3 separate regions of the Mus musculus genome follow, and all the other regions are linked to region 3. Evidence: chromatin loops called from intact Hi-C (ENCODE). Cell type or tissue: gastrocnemius. All regions are shown on one strand. Each heading gives the region's core, and the rest is flanking DNA. Links, peaks and the distances in the headings are about the cores only.

Region 1 (5,390 bases), core at 93-5,092, 49 kb after region 3:
AAATCCAATAATATTTAAGAATCATCTTTTCCCTTCTACCTCCCCTCCCCTTCCTTTCTGATTGGTAGGGAAATGTTGGTAAATTTTTTCTGAGGGATATATATATATTTTTTTTTCTTGGTATATTCCTGACTGTCCTTTGCTCTGTAGACCAGGCCAGGCTAGCCTTGAACTTAGATATCTGTCTGCCTCTGAGTTCTAGGATTAAAGGTTTCTGCCACCACCACTTGGCAAGACTGTAAACTCTAAAAAAAAATTTTGGTAGTAATTTGGTAACATCTGTTAAAAAAAAAATCAGCTGGTCATGAAATCTTAGTGTGTCCCCACCCCCCCCCAAAAAAAAAACCAAACAAAAAAACAAAAATAAAAAAGAAGTGGAAAAGAGGCTGGAGAGATGAAGAGATAAGAGATGGAGAGATGGTTCAGCTGTTAAGGTGCACATGGTGATCCATGCCATTAAAGAGCAGACATCTCTAAGTTTAAGGTCAGCCATATCTACATACAGAGTTCCAGGTCAGCCAGGAGGGATGTATGGTGATATCTTGCCTCAAACAAACACACACACAAACAAATAAAATAAGAGCCAGTGTTGTTCTTGTAAAGCACTGCGTTCCTAGTTCAGTTTCCAGCATCCACATGAAGCAAAAGCCTATAACTCCAGCTCCAGGAAACATGACACCTCTGACCTCAGCGTATACCTGAAATCACGTGTACATACTCACACACTGACACGCTTGTGCGCAAACAAAAACAAAAACAAAAAAACAAAAAACAGGTTTCAAGATGGCTTGCTAGTACAGGCCTGTAGTGCTAGCTAACCAACCCAGTGAGTGAGACTATAAACATCCTACTGGCTTGTCAGCTGATGTCTCAATTTTGTGATTTCCCCTTTCCTTCTTAATTTGTTTGGTAAAATGGTTTGTATTTCTGAATACCAACCTTGGGAGAAACTGAATAAAACATATATCCTTCATCTGCATGGTGATAATTCCATAGCCTGCCATATTTTTTGAAGACTATTTTCTAGCCCTTTTCCTGAAGGAGAAAAGTATTTTAAGGGATAACACTTCAGGGGGCCTTTTTATGTGCCTCAGCCTGGCCTGGAATGTAATTTTACTTTCATTTTATTTCATTTAATTAACTAATTTATTTATTGAGACATAGTTTCTCTTTATAGCTCTGGCTGTCCTGGAACTCACTCTATAGACCAGGCTGGTCTTGAACTCAGATATCCACCTGCCTCTGCCTCCTGAGTGCTGGGATTAAAGTCGTGCACCACTACCTGACTTGTTTTGTTTTATTTTTATTTTTTTAATTAAAAAAATTTTTTTTATTTTTTAATGCTTTTATTTATTTATTTATTTATTTATTTATTTATTTATTTATTTATTATATGTAAGTACACTGTAGCTGTCCTCAGACACTCCAGAAGAGGGAGTCAGATCTCATTACGGATGGTTGTGAGCCACCATGTGGTTGCTGGGATTTGAACTCCTGACCTTCGGAAGAACAGTCGGGTGCTCTTACCCACTGAGCCATCTCACCAGCCCTTTTTAATGCTTTTTTGTTGTTGTTGTTTCGAGACAGGGTTTCTCTGTGTAGCCTTGGATGTCTTGGAACTCACTCTGTAGACCAGGCTGGCCTCGAACTCAGAGATCTGCCTGCCTCTGCCTCCCAAGTGCTGGGATTAAAGGTGTGAGCCACCACTGCCCAGCTCTTTCTTTCTTGAGGCAGCAGCTCACTATACAGTCCTGGAACTGGATATGTAGACCTTGCCAGTCTAGAATTCATAGAAATCTGCTTGTCTCTATCATTCTTTCTCCTCCTCCTCCTCCTCCTCCTCCTCCTCCTCCTCCTCCTCCTCCTCCTCCTCCTCCTCCTCCTTATTTTTGACTTTTTCCTGACAGGGTTATTCTGTGTTACAGCCTGACAGTCTTGGAACTTATTTTGTAGACCTGGCTGGACTTGAACCCACAAAGATATGACTGTCTCTGCCTTCTGGATGTTGGGAATAAAGGCTTTGGGATTCAGTGTGGTTCAGTCACCACTATCTAGCTGCTTTTTTCAAAAAATATTTTATTCTTTTATGTGTTCCAGTGTTTTGCCTGCAGGTATGTCTGTGTACCACATGTCTGTGTTCACATGTGTTTGCCTGGTGTGGGTAGAAGCCAGAAGAGGTGTTGGATCCTCTGGAACTAGAGTTTCTGCTGGTTGTGAGCTGCCTCGTGCTTGCTGGGAATCAGACTCTGGTCCTCCCGCAGAGCAGCAGGTGTTGGCAGCTGCTGAGCTGGTTCTACAGCCTCAGATGGCAAGTCTTGTGTATAGGAAGCTATGGGCAGTGTTTAGTTATGTCTGATATAGTCATGATATGGCATCTCTTCTATGTCTGGTCCAGTGGCCCCTTGGGGACACTTTTAAAGATTGTGATGATAATGAGGAGCAGTGATTTTTTTCCCCATCTGTGGTGAGAATAAAGGAATTGCAGAAAGATTTGACGTTAAACATGAGAAACACATCCTGATGTCTGGTTTGAGATCCCTAGTAACAACACTCGCAATTTCTCCTTGTCGGCTTAGACTCTAGCGGCGCAGGACTCGGTTTTAAATTTACAATAGTAGAGTGGGAGAGATGATGGTTCAGCCGTTGAGAGCACTGTTGTTCTTGCAGACGACCTAGGTTTGGTTTCTAGCACCCACAAGGTGGCGCACAACTGCTTACAACTCCAGTTTCAGGGGATGCAGTGCCCTCTTCTGGCCTCCATGACTATCAGGTATAATGTAGACAAAACATCCACACACTTAAAATTTTTTTTGAGACAGGGTCTCACTGTGTAGTCCCAGCTGGCTTGAAACTCACTATATAGACCAGGCTAGTCTCAAACGCACAGAGATCTGTCTGCTTTGTGCCCCAAGTGGTGGCATTAAGGGCTTGTGTTATCAGATCCCGGTCCACGTATAATACATTAAAAGGAAAAAGTTAGTAGGCAGCTCTCTTGACAACCGAGTCATCTCTCCAACCCCTTCATAGTTCTTTTATTAAGGGCCCAATCAATAGGTTGACCACTGATAATCACTGTTGTTCGCGTGATTTTACTCGACCTTTACAAAATGATGGTCTATAAATGATTGTTAATTTTGCTTAATTAATAGTAATAGTAGATTATTATTAATATTATGAATGCTTCCTTTCGTCCGCGGGAGAAATTCTCTTATCTACCTTCAGGTCTCTCTTTTAACCTCTTTGTGGTGGGAGTGGGATTGTGCTTATTCACTATTTTGAACTACAACTTTCAGGATGCAACGGGCAAAGCCTCGTGGGGGAACTTCAACCAATCCAATGCCAACGCTCTCAGTCAGCGACCTATTGGCTCTTGGTAGAGGCGGGCCTCTCAGTTGCTAGGCCAGTGCCTTTCCGGAAGTGGTTGCTGGTCGCTGCAGGGCAACACCCCGGCGTCCCTGGAAGCGGGGAGCCGGACACCCCGGCGTCCCTGGAAGGTGGGGGGCCGGGGTGGTGCTGGGGAGGAGGCGCAGAGCCATCCTCCCGGAAACCCCGGATCGGGGACAGGTGAGATCTCGGAGCCAGGCTTGGTGGCGTGGCAGGAGTTTGCAGGGAGCTGAAGCGTTGTGAGGTGTTGCTGCGCGGGAACTAAGCTGGGAGAGAAGAGCCCTCCGGCGTGCGGGGCCTGGCTTTCTAGCCTCTCCTGAATCTACACCCTACCGCCATTGCCCAGCCCATTCCTGGGCTATCCCAAGTTCAGCCAAGCGCATGGCATCTTTCGGCCAGCTGGGCAAGAGAGGAGGTTTGGGGTTTTCTTTGCACTGATTCAGGAATCTACGCCCGGAACCGCTGCCCTCTTCTTGGCCTCGGTGACTCGCCCTCGCGCGTCTGCCAGCTCAGCCCTCTGCAGGCCCCTGCATGCTTTTCTCTGCACTCCATCTCTGGATTGCGACTAGAGCCTCCAGTTACCGGTTGCTCTGGGAAGTACTTGCTGCCTAGCCAGATACCTTACTCGAGCTTAGATGTGCTTGCGGATCATCTCCAACCCGCACCCCCCCCCCGCCGCCCCCCCCCCCGGACCTTCTATCAATGTCTCCCATGTTTCTTGTCTCAATGGAGAACTTCCTCAGTCACTTAGCCCACTCTACGCTGAGAATTCATTCCGCTGTCTGCAGTAGTCATCTGGCATGCTTCAGATTTCTTGGCAGTCGGCTTCTTGGCCTAAAATCACAGTGGACTGGCTGAAATCCTCTCTGCTTTCTCTCTTCTCTTCCTTCACCTAGCTGCGAGACCCTGCTATTCTCCTGCCCTCAGGATTAGCCGCTTTTCATTCAGGTAGCCACTGGCTTGGTTCATAATTTCTTGGCTGCGCTTTCAGAATAACTGCCTCTGATTTTGTCCCCTTTTTGATTGGTTCTTGTGCAGCTGTCAGTCACCTTTCCGAACGGTAACTCTCACCACCTCCAACTTTCTTTATGAAATTCCCATGGCAGCCCCTTATGAAGTCCTGTATACAGCTAAAGCCCTCGCAAGCCCGGACTCGCTGCTCCTTGTCCTTCATTCAAGCAGTCTCTGTATTTGATAAGTGGGGATAGTAAACCTCTAGCTGAGAGGCTGGGGTGGGATGGTGGCGAATAAAGCCCTTGGTACAGTTCTGCCGCATACAAGTGTTCCGGGAAGTGTGTGGTTAGTCCAAGTTTTTGTTGTTATAATTAATCCTTACCCCATCAAGCACATTTGCTGTGCTTGTGCTCCCCCCTCCCCTCCCCCTCATCCCTTCCCCCCTCCCACACTCGAATACTCACATATACACAGATACACACACACACTCACACACACATACACAGACACACACACACTCACATACTCACATATACACAGATACACACACACTCACACACACGTACACAGACACACACACACTCACATACTCACATATACACAGACACACACACACTCACACACACGTACACATCCACACACACACTCACATACTCACATATACACAGATACACACACACTCACACACACGTACACATCCACACACACACTCACATATGGAGTTGTTGTTTTGCAGTACTAGGGATTGAACTCAGGGCTTTGCACATGCTAGGCAGGCCCTAGTAGCCACTCCGTCCCATCAAGCTGCTTTGCTTCTGTTCATGGCGTTCCTTCTGCTTTAAATGTCCTTGCTCTAGGGGCCGGTGAGATAGCGGTGAGATAGCTCAGTTGGTAAAGTTTTTTTTTTTTTCTCTCTAAGCATGAGAACCCGAGTTAAGTCCCTTGTAAAAAAAGCCAGGCATGGTGGTTCCTGCTTGTGGTCTCAGTGCTGGAGACATAAAGGTAAGGGGATCCCTGGGGCTGGAGTTACAGGTGAGCTGCACCCCACAGAA
Region 2 (5,390 bases), core at 79-5,078, 290 kb after region 3:
AAATATGGGCTTCATTTCATACCTGTATGAATGTCTTCCATCTCTAAGAGATTGACAGAGTGGGGATCCTAAGGGAGTGTCATCTTAGAGGAAAGGTTTCAGGTCCTGGGAAAGGATCCCCTGGTTTATAGAACACCCCTCCTCTCTCCTTCCTAAACACCTGCCACTTCTTCACCAGGACAAAGCTCTTTATCCCACAGTGAGAGATGAGGCTTAAGACAGCAATGCCCCTGGGAGAAGAGCAACTCAAACCCATGTTCAGCTATAAATGACTGTTGAGGAAAGGAGACTCAGCTGCCGTGACAGCCTGACAAGAGAAGTGTGAAAACAGGAAAGCCAGAGACGCCCTCATTTGAGAAACGAGGAGGCCTAGTCCCAGAGGTATGACCCACCCTGGCCAAGGCCATCTGCTCCGCCCGTCACAGTGGAGTCTGGAGTGGAGGGAGGAGCTCAGTTTCCGCCTACCTAGGAGCAGTGCTGACCTTGAGTGGCAGCTGAGAAGATCTGTCGTATGGGATCCCTGTGGGGGTGGTCTCTGTATAGACTTCCCATTGCCCTCCGGGGCTATAGAGACAGGCGTCAAGCATGTTCTCATGAACGGTGCCCCTGGGTTCTATCTAATATTGGCATCCATTGTGTGGCATCCAGGGACATTAAGTACCCTGGTATGTGTGAGGCTGCCAGCATGTTAGCCACTTTGTTCACTGCTGTGACCAAGTAATTGACAAGAAATAACTTAATAGAAGGAGGAGATTTATTTTGGCTCATGGTTTGGGGTCCATTACAGTGAGAAGGTATGGTGGCCATGGTGGGGAAGGCATGGCGAGCCTTCAGCGGTAGCAGGGTAGGCTAGCTTAGCTCGCATTTGGATAGACCAGGAAAGCAGAGACAGGAGAATACTGGGACTCAGCTGACTTTCTTCAGTCCTAAACTGAAAGGATGTTGGATATCCCTTCTCAGTTAATCCTTTCTGGAACGGTCTTGACTAGATGTGCCCAAAAGTGTGTCCCTTGGGTGACTCTAAATTCACTCAAGATTGACTATCACACTGCTCATGGAAAACCAGCCCCTTCGTGTCCCCTTTGAGAAATGAGATGGATCTTCATGGGATTGTGGGAGCCAGCCCTTCCTCTCCTCTGCCTCCTGGCTTATGATCTGAGTGGCCTCCTTCATCACTGACTCTGGCCATGGTTTTCCACACTCACAATAAGCCCTTTGTGGACTACTTGATCTTTGACCAGAACCTCCAAGACCACGAACCAAAATAAACCTTTTCTCCTTTAAAAGCGACTTCCTTCAGTGTTTCCTTTATGACAGCGCCACCGGGCTGACTAGTGACAGCACCTTTGTGCTATGTCTCCCAGACCCCCTCATTCAGAGCTTCCCCAGCCCGAGATAAGCAGTCACTGCCTCTGTATTTGCTGGTGTGGCTTTAATATTGGCAGAAGAAGCAACTGCTTCTAGGTAGGCTGTATAGGCAACCATTAGGCCAGCAATGGGAAAGAAGCTATAATCCCACCAGGCTCAGAGACATTGTCATACCCTCTAGAGCTAAGCCCTGGGCATAGAGGGCTGAAAGGTCCTGGACCAGTTTCAGGACAGAGATGAAAAAAGCCTCTTGATTTCGCCTAGTTCAGTCCTGCTGAGACTTGGTCAGGGAACTTGTCCACACTTCCAGCTGCCTTTGCTCAGCCTCTGTCCCCTTGTGGCTGCTACTCGAAGTATGGCTTTGTGCGGGGAGGGCTGTCCTTTCTTGTCCCTGCTCCACAGTGCAGGGCAAGAAGTAAATGTGGGCCGCACACTGCTGCCTGATGACACGAAGGAGCCTGCTGGACTTTATCCAAGTTCATTTGTCTTTTTTTTTGCTTGGATGGTGGGGTGAGACAAGATCGATTAGCTATTACTGGGCAATTAAAAGAGTCTCGGGCTCTGAAGTCAATGGGCCTCTCTGAGCTTGCTCCTCGTCTGCAGAGGACACTAGGAGTGATGCTTACCTTGTCACCTGCAGGACTCACTAGGTGAAGGGTCAGGAATGTGGACGATCCAGCTCGCCTCTGAACTGGTCTGCTTGTACTGTTACCTTCCCAGACATCCCCTGCTTCTCTGATCCCATCCCTGCAGACCTCAGCTCCCTCGTGTAGCTGCCCCTATGGGACACTCTTACATGTTGCCCTCAAGACTCCGAGGGATTAGCCACAAGCATTCGACACACAGTAGGACAGATCTCATAGGATACTTACTACCTGTCCATCCCCAGCACTGGAATCATCCAGAGAGAAAGAAATGGGGAGGAAAATCCACAGAAGCTGCCAGCTAGGTCTGTCAGCTCCTGGGAGCCTACGCATTCAAGAGGCTGAGCTGACATTTACGGTGAGAAGTTTTATCCTGGTGGTAAATACCCTCTAATGGTGTAGGTCATTACACTAATTACAGCAGATAATTAATTTTCTCATTCTTCTTATTTATTTACTTTTTTTTTTTTGGTAGCCACCTATCACCAGAGAAAGGGAATTTGTTCCTTTGCTTTCTTTGTCAATAGGTCTGAGCAAATCTGCTCTTGCTGGTGTCTGAGATGGCAGGAGCGGTTCCCCTGGGTCTGCTGGTAGGCCACTAGAGGTGACTGAGAAGCCCCGCCCTCTTGGACATGGCTCTCATTCAGAAGCTTCCTGCTGAGCACCCTCTGAGGATGGCCTTTAGCTCTACAAGCTCCTCACTGGTCTCACAGGTCAATGCTTACTTGCAAGGCTGGGACAGAAGGTGGTCTTCCTTGGTTCCTTGGTCTTGGTAAAACCATCATTCTGGATGTTTCTAGCACCACACTACCACAGAGTGAAGTCCTAAAGGTCTGTGGGTGCAAGGTGTGGTTCCCAGGTGTCACCGTTGGGAGCTGCAGTGGGCCATGAGGAGGGTGGTCCTTAGGTTGCTGGGGAGCTGTGAGACCCAGCCTGTCCTTTCCTCTGCCTCCTGGCTGGTAGTTTCAGTGGCTTCTTTTACTGATGACCCTGGCCATGATGTTCCTTCCTCACCAAGCTGCAGACTGTAGACTGCTTGATCTCTGACAGGAACCTCCAAACCCATGAGCCAAAATAACGCTTTTTTCTTTAAAAGTTGCTTCCCTCCGTGTTTTTGTTATGGCGTCCCAGGGCTGACCAACGTCGGTATCTTTGCATTACATCTCCCCTGAGCCCCACGTTCAGAGTTTCCCCTGCCCCCGACAACCGGGCACTGCCTCTGGAAGAACCCCAGTTCTTATCCATGGCCTGGCTCAGCTTTCAGCTCGGTAAACAGATCTCACTCAAGTTCATTTCCACAGTCTCCAGGACAGGCCTGCAGGAGCTGCCATCCTAGCACAGCGAGAACATTGTTTATATCTTACCCCATTCAACTGATGAAAGCATAACCATGTAAGTTTGGAACAAAGAGGAAACTGAGGCTCAAGGAAGCTTGCCCCAGATTGCCTCCTGCGAACATGATCATTCTTGACTGGGCATCTCTGTAGAGCCCCAACATTTTATTCTGACCTTATCTGCTTTTATCTGCTGCCAAGATCCCTATGCCTTTCAGGACACACAACACTTCATTTTACAAACTCTTACAGTTTTAACCAAGCTGACTCTTCCTGTAGGGACCATGGGGCATCCCTCTACCCTCTCTGTCCCTGTGGGACTACAGGCATCTTGACATATTCCCTCTCCCTACACTTCTCCAGAGGCCAGCATGGTTTGAGCATTTAGGATTTCCTGATAACTGACTTATGTTTTGATGTAGAAAGTCCTTTCGTTGCACATTGCATTGGGACTACAACGGTTTTCACGAGGGACACTTGGTATGGCATTATTCCAATGTCAAGATGAGAGACTGAGGTATTCATGGTGACAGGGCTGAGCAGACAGGTCCACAGAACTAGAACTCTCCCTTTCTCAGGGGTCTCTCTAACCTTCCAACTTAGAGAGCTGAGGAAGGTGTAGGATGGGCACGCAAGGGGGATGTGATGGGGATGCGATGGGCAAGCCTGCTTCAGCATCTCTCTCCAGCCCCACCATAGCTACCTGTGCTTAGTGGAACCTGCCCGGGGCCAGCAGCAGGCCTACTTTTTCCCAGGTGCTGGAGAGAGTGGCAAGGGCCCAAGTTCCACAGTTCATCATCCCCACCTGGCCTCTGGTACAGTTAGAAGCACCAGGTTGGGTTTTCTCATCTGCAAAATATAAGATCTTTTGTGAAACCCCAAATGTGGAGCCTCAAAAGTGATTTCTAACCCAGTTTATTCTGCTCTTCTGGTTCCTTGTACAGAATCTGAGTTCTTTATTGGAGGCAGATCTCAAGGAGACCCCTGTGGCTCCAGTCCATAGCCCAGAGTCCCAGCGCTCGCTTTTCCTTTAATGCATTTGGTGAGAAGCAGTCCTCTAGGAGGGGAAATAAGGAGGGCACTCCTCCTGAGAACCGGGCTTCCAGGGCCAGGACTGGTTTCTCTTAACACCAACTAGCCTAACCTGCCCATCTTACAAGTGAAGGAAGTAAATAAGGCCCACAGAAAGAGAATGTCTTGTTCAAAGTCACAGCATCAGACTGAGACAGCAGACAGCCTGCATCCTAGCCCGCCAGCCCTCGGCCCTGGCTCTCTTGTGGGAAGCCAGGGATGCCATGAGGGAGATGGGCATCGGAGTCAGAAGCCCTGAAATACAAGTGCAACATGGATTTCCCAAACTGGGGTGGAAATTAGAAACAGCAGATTGATCAATGCTAATAAGGCCTTTTGAAAACATAAAAATAGAAACAAATCTAGGGATTAAAATAAGAGACGACAAGGAAGGAACCGTACCACTTCATGCATAAATCTGCTCAGCAGAGCGAACTGAATCATTGCCTTTCTGGAGTGGAGCTGAGGTGTGTCTATGCAAGAGACACGTGCGGTGTCCACTCTGGTTCTGGGGGTCCAGCCAAGGGTTTTTGTCTGTCTGTCTGTCTGTTTAAATTTTTTAATTAATTTATTTCTTTTATATTATATGAGTACACTGCAGCTGTCTTCAGACACACCAGAAGAGGGCATCAGATCTCATTACAGATGCTTGTGAGCCACCATGTGGTTTCTGGGAATTGAACTTAGGACGTCTGGAAGAGCAGTCAGTGCTCTTAACCCCTGAGCTCTCTCTCTCCAGCACCTGGGCTTTTGTCAAGGTCACATCTCTGATGCCAAGACCCTAGTTTCCCCAATTCCCCATAGGGTCTTCTCCAAGAAGCCCACATCTCTGCTTACTGGCTAGGAGGCTAGGCGGGCTGGAAGCTAATGCTCGCAGAAGGTTAAGGCTGCAGGCTCTGCACCTGGGAGTGCCAGGAGGTGAGATCTGGGGACAGAGCATAGTGCTTTCACATCAGGACACAACTGGGGAAAG
Region 3 (5,390 bases), core at 257-5,256:
AGATCATCTAGAACTAGAGTTATTGATGATTGTGAACCACCTGTGGGTAATCGGACCTGAACCTGGGTCCTCTGCAAGAGTATCCAGTGCTTTCAACTACTGAGTCATCTCTCTAGGCCTGGACTGCTATATCAAATCACAAGTTTTGTTTTGTCTTTGGTTTTGTGTGTGTGTACATTTACACATATGTACATGTGTATGCATGTTACATATATATTATATATCTTATATATTATACACACACATATATATGGGACTTTTTTTAGTGTTTAATCATCTTTGTATGTGTGTCTTTGTGTATGTGTTTATGCCACTGCGTGGATGTGGATTTTCTTGCTTTCCTTGCTTGAGACTGGGTCTCTTTGTTGTTTTTGCCAGCTAGGCTGTAAGCTTCCAGACACTCCTTCTCATCTCTGTAAGAGTGCTGTGATTCCAGATACACACCACTGCCTGCAGCCCTAGCTTGATCTAAATTCTGGGCATTTGAATTTTCCTGCTTGCATTGTGAGTGCTTTACCTACTGAGCCATCTCCCTAGCTTCCCCACCTCCTTGTTTTGCCTTCTGAGACAGGGTCTTCCACTGTAGCTCAGGCTAACTATAGAACATAATAGTCCAAACTAGTGCCAAGCTCATGGAAATTCCCCTGCCTTAACTTCCCCAGAATTGGGATCACAGATGTGACTCACCCATTCCTGACTGTAATAGTTGACATTTTTATATATAGTATGGTTATGAGAAGTTGAGCTTAAAATTCAAACTTAAAAAGTAAGATTTGGGGGTGGAGAGATGGCTCTGTAGTTAAGAGCACTTGCCATGGGTTTCCAACACCAACAGGGCACCTAACAGTGGTTTGTAACTGCAATTCCAGAGAATCTAATACTTTCTTCTGGCTTTCCTGGATACTGCAAGAATGTAGTGCTCAGACATACATACAGGCAAACCAATCACACTCACAAAAAATAAATGAATTGTTCCAGGTGTGCTGGAACATGCCACCCATGTAACCCAGTAGCCCAGAGGTATGGGCAGGTAAATTTGAGGACAGCCTGATCTATAGAGCACATTCTTGGCTAGCCATGGCTAAGTAATGAGACCCTGTCTCTAATAAGTAAATGAATATATATTAACAAAACATTTAATGCTTGCGTCTTAGGCAGCACATAAACTTAGGATGATACAGAGATTAGCATGGCCCTGTGCAAGGATGACATGCAAATTCATGAAGCGTTCCATATTTTAAAAAATTAATATGGGCAGAAGATGCAGTTCAGTTTTATAGCACTTACCTGGCACAGACAAGACCCTCGGTTCAATTCCAGCAGTACTAACAAAAACAACCCCAAATATTGTGTCTTAGTTTGCATATGGTAGATATCTTATTAAAAACATTGTGTTTTTTGAGTCAGAGTCCTATACTTTTATTCAGTCTGGACTGAAGTTCATTATGTAGTACAGGCTAACATCAAACGCATAGCAAATCTCCTGCTTAGCCTCCCAGCTGCTGGGGTCACAAGTGTGAGTCAACACACATAGCTCACATTTCTCAGTTAGAAAGCAGTGACATACACGTTTTCATCCCAGCCATGATGCAAATACTGTTGTTGTTATGAATGGAGAAATTGATGTCTTCAGAGATTAAGTAACTTGTCATATAAACAGTACCAAACAGTTGGGAACTCTATATTAATTATTTTTGTTTTCTAAAATTTTAAAAATTTGTTTGGCTTCTATGATAAAGAATAAAGCTAAAGGGCTGGAGAGATGGCTCAGTGGTTAAGAGATTCTGAGTTCGGTTCCCAGCTCACAGTCTGTAATGGGATCTGATACTCTCTTCTGGTGCTGTCTGAAGACAGCAACAGTGTACCTACATAAAACAAACAAATAAATATTTAAAATAAATAAATAAAGTTAATTTTAAAAATATGTAAACATATCAAGACCTGCAATAAGCCAAGATTGTATAATGTGATAGAATTTATTAATTTTAACCACTGATACCCAAAAACTAAGTATGAGAAATAATAGAAGTGTAGGGTTGAAAGAAATGAGACAGATTTTAAAACTTTAGCTGGGTATTGCAGCTCATCTGACTACTCTCAGCACTTGGGAGGCTGAGGCAGGAGGATTTTTGCAAGTTGTACTCTGGTCTGGGCAACAGAATGAGGCTGTCAAAATCAAAAGCCAGAAAACACCTAATGGATTGTTTTCTGCCAAAAGTGGGAACTGGTATGTGTGGTGTTTTTCTTTCATTGTTTTGTTTTGTTTACACTTATTTACTTTGTGTGTGTGGGTGTGTATGTGCACACCATAGCACACATGTAGAGGTTAGAGGACAATGTTCAGAAACTAGTTATTTTCTTCTACCATGAGAGTTCCAAGGATTGAACTTCAGACTTGGTGGCAAGCACCTTTACTCTGTGAACAGTCTTGTTTTGTACGTGTTTTACATAATGTATTATTTTACATAATGTATTATTTGAAAATCTGATGGTTATGTTATACAGCTAGCATATAAGGAAGCTGAGTATTTTTGTCATTGTTAAGAAACTTACCCGTTTATTTAATTTTAACTTTACTTTATGTGTATGGGGATTTTTCCCAGCATATATATCTATTAGTCACTTGTATATAATACCTGGGAAGCCAGGAGGGGGCAGCAATTTCCTTAGAGTCAAAGTTAGATGGCTGTGAGCCAATATGTGAGTACTAGAAACCACGCCCCAGCTCTTCTGAAAGAGCAGCCATCTCTCCAGCCTCTCCCAAGTTTTTTCATTAATAAAAACATTATTATACTTATTAATTAATTAATTAATTTGGGTGTGTGTGCTGGCTAGTTTTATGTCAGACACAAGCTAGAGTCATTTGGGAAGAGGGACTCTCAATTGAGAAAATGCCTCTATAGGCATCGTTTTCTTAATTAGTGGTGTGAGAGGACTTAACCCATTATACCACTCCTGGACTGGTGGTCCTGGATGCTGTTAGAAAGCAGGCTGAGCAAGCTCGTAAAGAGAATTCTTCTATGGCCTCTGTATCGGTTCCTGCCCTGATTTCTGTCAGTGATGGACTGTGATGTGGAAGTATAAGCAGAATCAACTCTTTCCTCCCTAAATTGCTTATGGTCATGATGATTTGTCATAGAAGACAGAAACCCTAACTAAGCCAGTGTGTATGTGTGCAAGCACATGTGTGGCCCTCAGAGGTCAGCTTGCAGAAGTGCTTTCCCTTTTTTCCCCTGTGTGGACCTAGAGATTGAACTCCCGTCATCAGACTTAGCAGCAAACACCTTTACCCACTGAGCATCTTGCCAGCCCTTCCTACCCATTTTTGTTGTCTGATCAGTAGTTCTCTTTTATGTGGATGCCTGTTGGAGGCAATGCCCAAAGAAAAAGAATTTTCGTTTGTGAATATGTGGAATTTCCCATAGATATAAGAGGATTTTCTGATACAAGTGTGTACATATATAAATGCATATGTAGTTGCCATATGTATTTAGTAAAAGACAGTTTGTTCCTTGAGTATCTATCATCTTCAAGGATATCACCAGACACAGAAGGCAGCTATCTCTCATGCTCTCCTATAATTAGCCCACTGTCAAAGAAAGAATGGGAAATTAGGTGGGACATCACAGAACTCCACAAATTGTTCCACACATTCTTTTTTTTAAAGATTCATTTATTTACTTTATGAATATGAGTACACTGTAGCTGTCTTCAGACACATACCAGAAGAGAGCATTGGATCCCATTACAGATGGTTGTGAGCCACCATGTGGTTGCTGGAAATTGAACTCAGGACCTCTGGAAGAGCAGTCAGTGCTCTTAACCTCTGAGCCATCTCTCCAGCCCTGTTCCACACATTCTTATGTGAGAAGATTCCAGCTTTGGAGGCTTATGTGTTTTCCAAGAAGTTATAGCTACCTAGAAGTTTTTAAAGAACAACTAGAGAATTCTTCATGTGATAGAAGTTGATTTGGAGACCATGTGGCACACCTCCTCAGGTCTGTTAGAGGAACAGAACTTGTCAGTAGAAATCAGATGCAGATTTATGTCAATAAGTGGATGGTGTGTATGTAGCAAACATACCCAGAATCTCGAATAGAGGGCAGGGGTGTATGGAGGAGAGTGGAGTTATAAACAAGACGATGTGAGGGAATGAGCCTTAGACACTTCTGTTAGGAGAAATGTTTTGGGGGCTGGAGAGATGACTCCACAGCTGATCTTACTGAGGATGCCAGTTCAGTTACATCAATCCTAGAAACTCCAAAGGTACCCGGCACACATGTAGTGCACAGCCATACATTCAGACAAAACCCCTATACATATAAGATAAATGAAAAAAATTAAATTAAAAGGAGAATTGCTGCCTTTTGCTGGGCATGGTAACTGGCTTAGTTAGGGTTTCACTGCTGTGAAAAGACACTATGACCAAGGCAAGGCCTTTTTTTGTTTTTGTTTTTTGTGATAAACATTTTTTTTATTTGTAGAAGGAGATACATGAATAAGTATTATAGATCACACATCTTTACATTGAAATTCTTGCATGATTGCCTGTTCTGCAGGTGTGTATAGACCAGCATTGCCACAAACATTTAAGTAATACATTTCACTATGACCTACTGTGGTAGCCTTGATTGCAGTATTTCCACACCTGGGAAGGGATCTTAATAAGGAATCTTCTATAAGGCTAGCTTGTGGGCATGACAGTGAGGGAATCTATCTATCTATCTGTCTGTCTGTCTGTCTGTCTATCTATCTATAATTATATCATTTTCCCCATGCCTTCTTTTCTCCCTCCAAACTCTCCCACATACCACCCCATTTGCTTTCTTTTAAACTTATTATGGCCCCTTTTTCTTTAAATGCTGCTGCGACTGCTGGTGATTTTGTGTGTGTATGTATGTGTGTGTCTGTCTGTCTGTCTGTCTGTGTATTCCTAGAAACATAATCCAGCCTGCTGATTCTGTATACTGTTACTTGTATGTATATGCTTTCAAGGCTGACCATCTGGTGTTGGATGACAAATTGGTGTGCTCTTCCCTGTGGAAGACTGTTTCTCCAGATCTCAGCATCCCTGTCTTGCCTGTAGTTCTTTGTCTAGGATTGAGGTCTCATGGGTCCCTTTCACATTAGCATGTCTATTGTATTGTGCTCATTCAGCTCATGCTTGGTCATCCATCTTGGTGAGACTTTATGGGTATAGCTTATGACATTTCTAGGAGGCACAGCCTCACAGAAACCTCTGTGTTCCACTGGTTCCTCCAGCAAAGTGCCTGACACAAACAGAGTCCTCATTACACAGCTACATCTTGTATACACTCCCTTGAGTGCCCTTTCCCTCTTGAGTCACTCAAAAGCAACTGCTCAGATTCTTTCTACTTTAATGTTTTGAT

What was found. A loop is a pair of places that touch in the nucleus more often than their neighbours do. Peaks named below come from ENCODE experiments on the same cell type or tissue, not always from the same donor. Only the 100,000 strongest peaks of a DNase experiment are listed, where the experiment ranks them.
Region 1: it touches region 3 in a loop (2.5-fold over the local background); 4 of 42 quality-filtered maps call a loop at or near these places.
Region 2: a loop joins it to region 3, with 8 times the contacts of the local background. A loop is called at or near these places in 4 of 42 quality-filtered maps.

What each region holds. Positions count from the first base shown.
Region 1 is chr9:45,826,676-45,832,065 of GRCm38, reverse strand. It overlaps Cep164 (centrosomal protein 164), which reads left to right and starts at 3,403. Exons shown (of 30, transcript NM_001081373.3): 1 at 3,403-3,564. In gastrocnemius, for the core only: a CTCF peak has its summit at 2,718 (motif pointing left); DNase peaks (open chromatin) are centred at 2,712, 3,386, 3,834 and 4,196; H3K4me3 peaks cover 1,815 bases; H3K27ac peaks cover 1,110 bases.
Region 2 is chr9:45,581,682-45,587,071 of GRCm38, reverse strand. All of the region lies in intron 3 of Dscaml1 (DS cell adhesion molecule like 1), which reads right to left. Among named protein-coding and RNA genes, the nearest start is that of Gm22069, 50 kb to the left of the region's middle. In gastrocnemius, for the core only: no CTCF peak of the experiment used is centred there; DNase peaks (open chromatin) are centred at 413, 1,750 and 2,643.
Region 3 is chr9:45,875,400-45,880,789 of GRCm38, reverse strand. The region is part of intron 6 of Rnf214 (ring finger protein 214); the gene reads left to right. It also overlaps the pseudogene Gm24646. Among named protein-coding and RNA genes, the nearest start is that of Pcsk7, 28 kb to the left of the region's middle. In gastrocnemius, for the core only: a CTCF peak has its summit at 2,655 (motif pointing right); no DNase peak of the experiment used is centred there.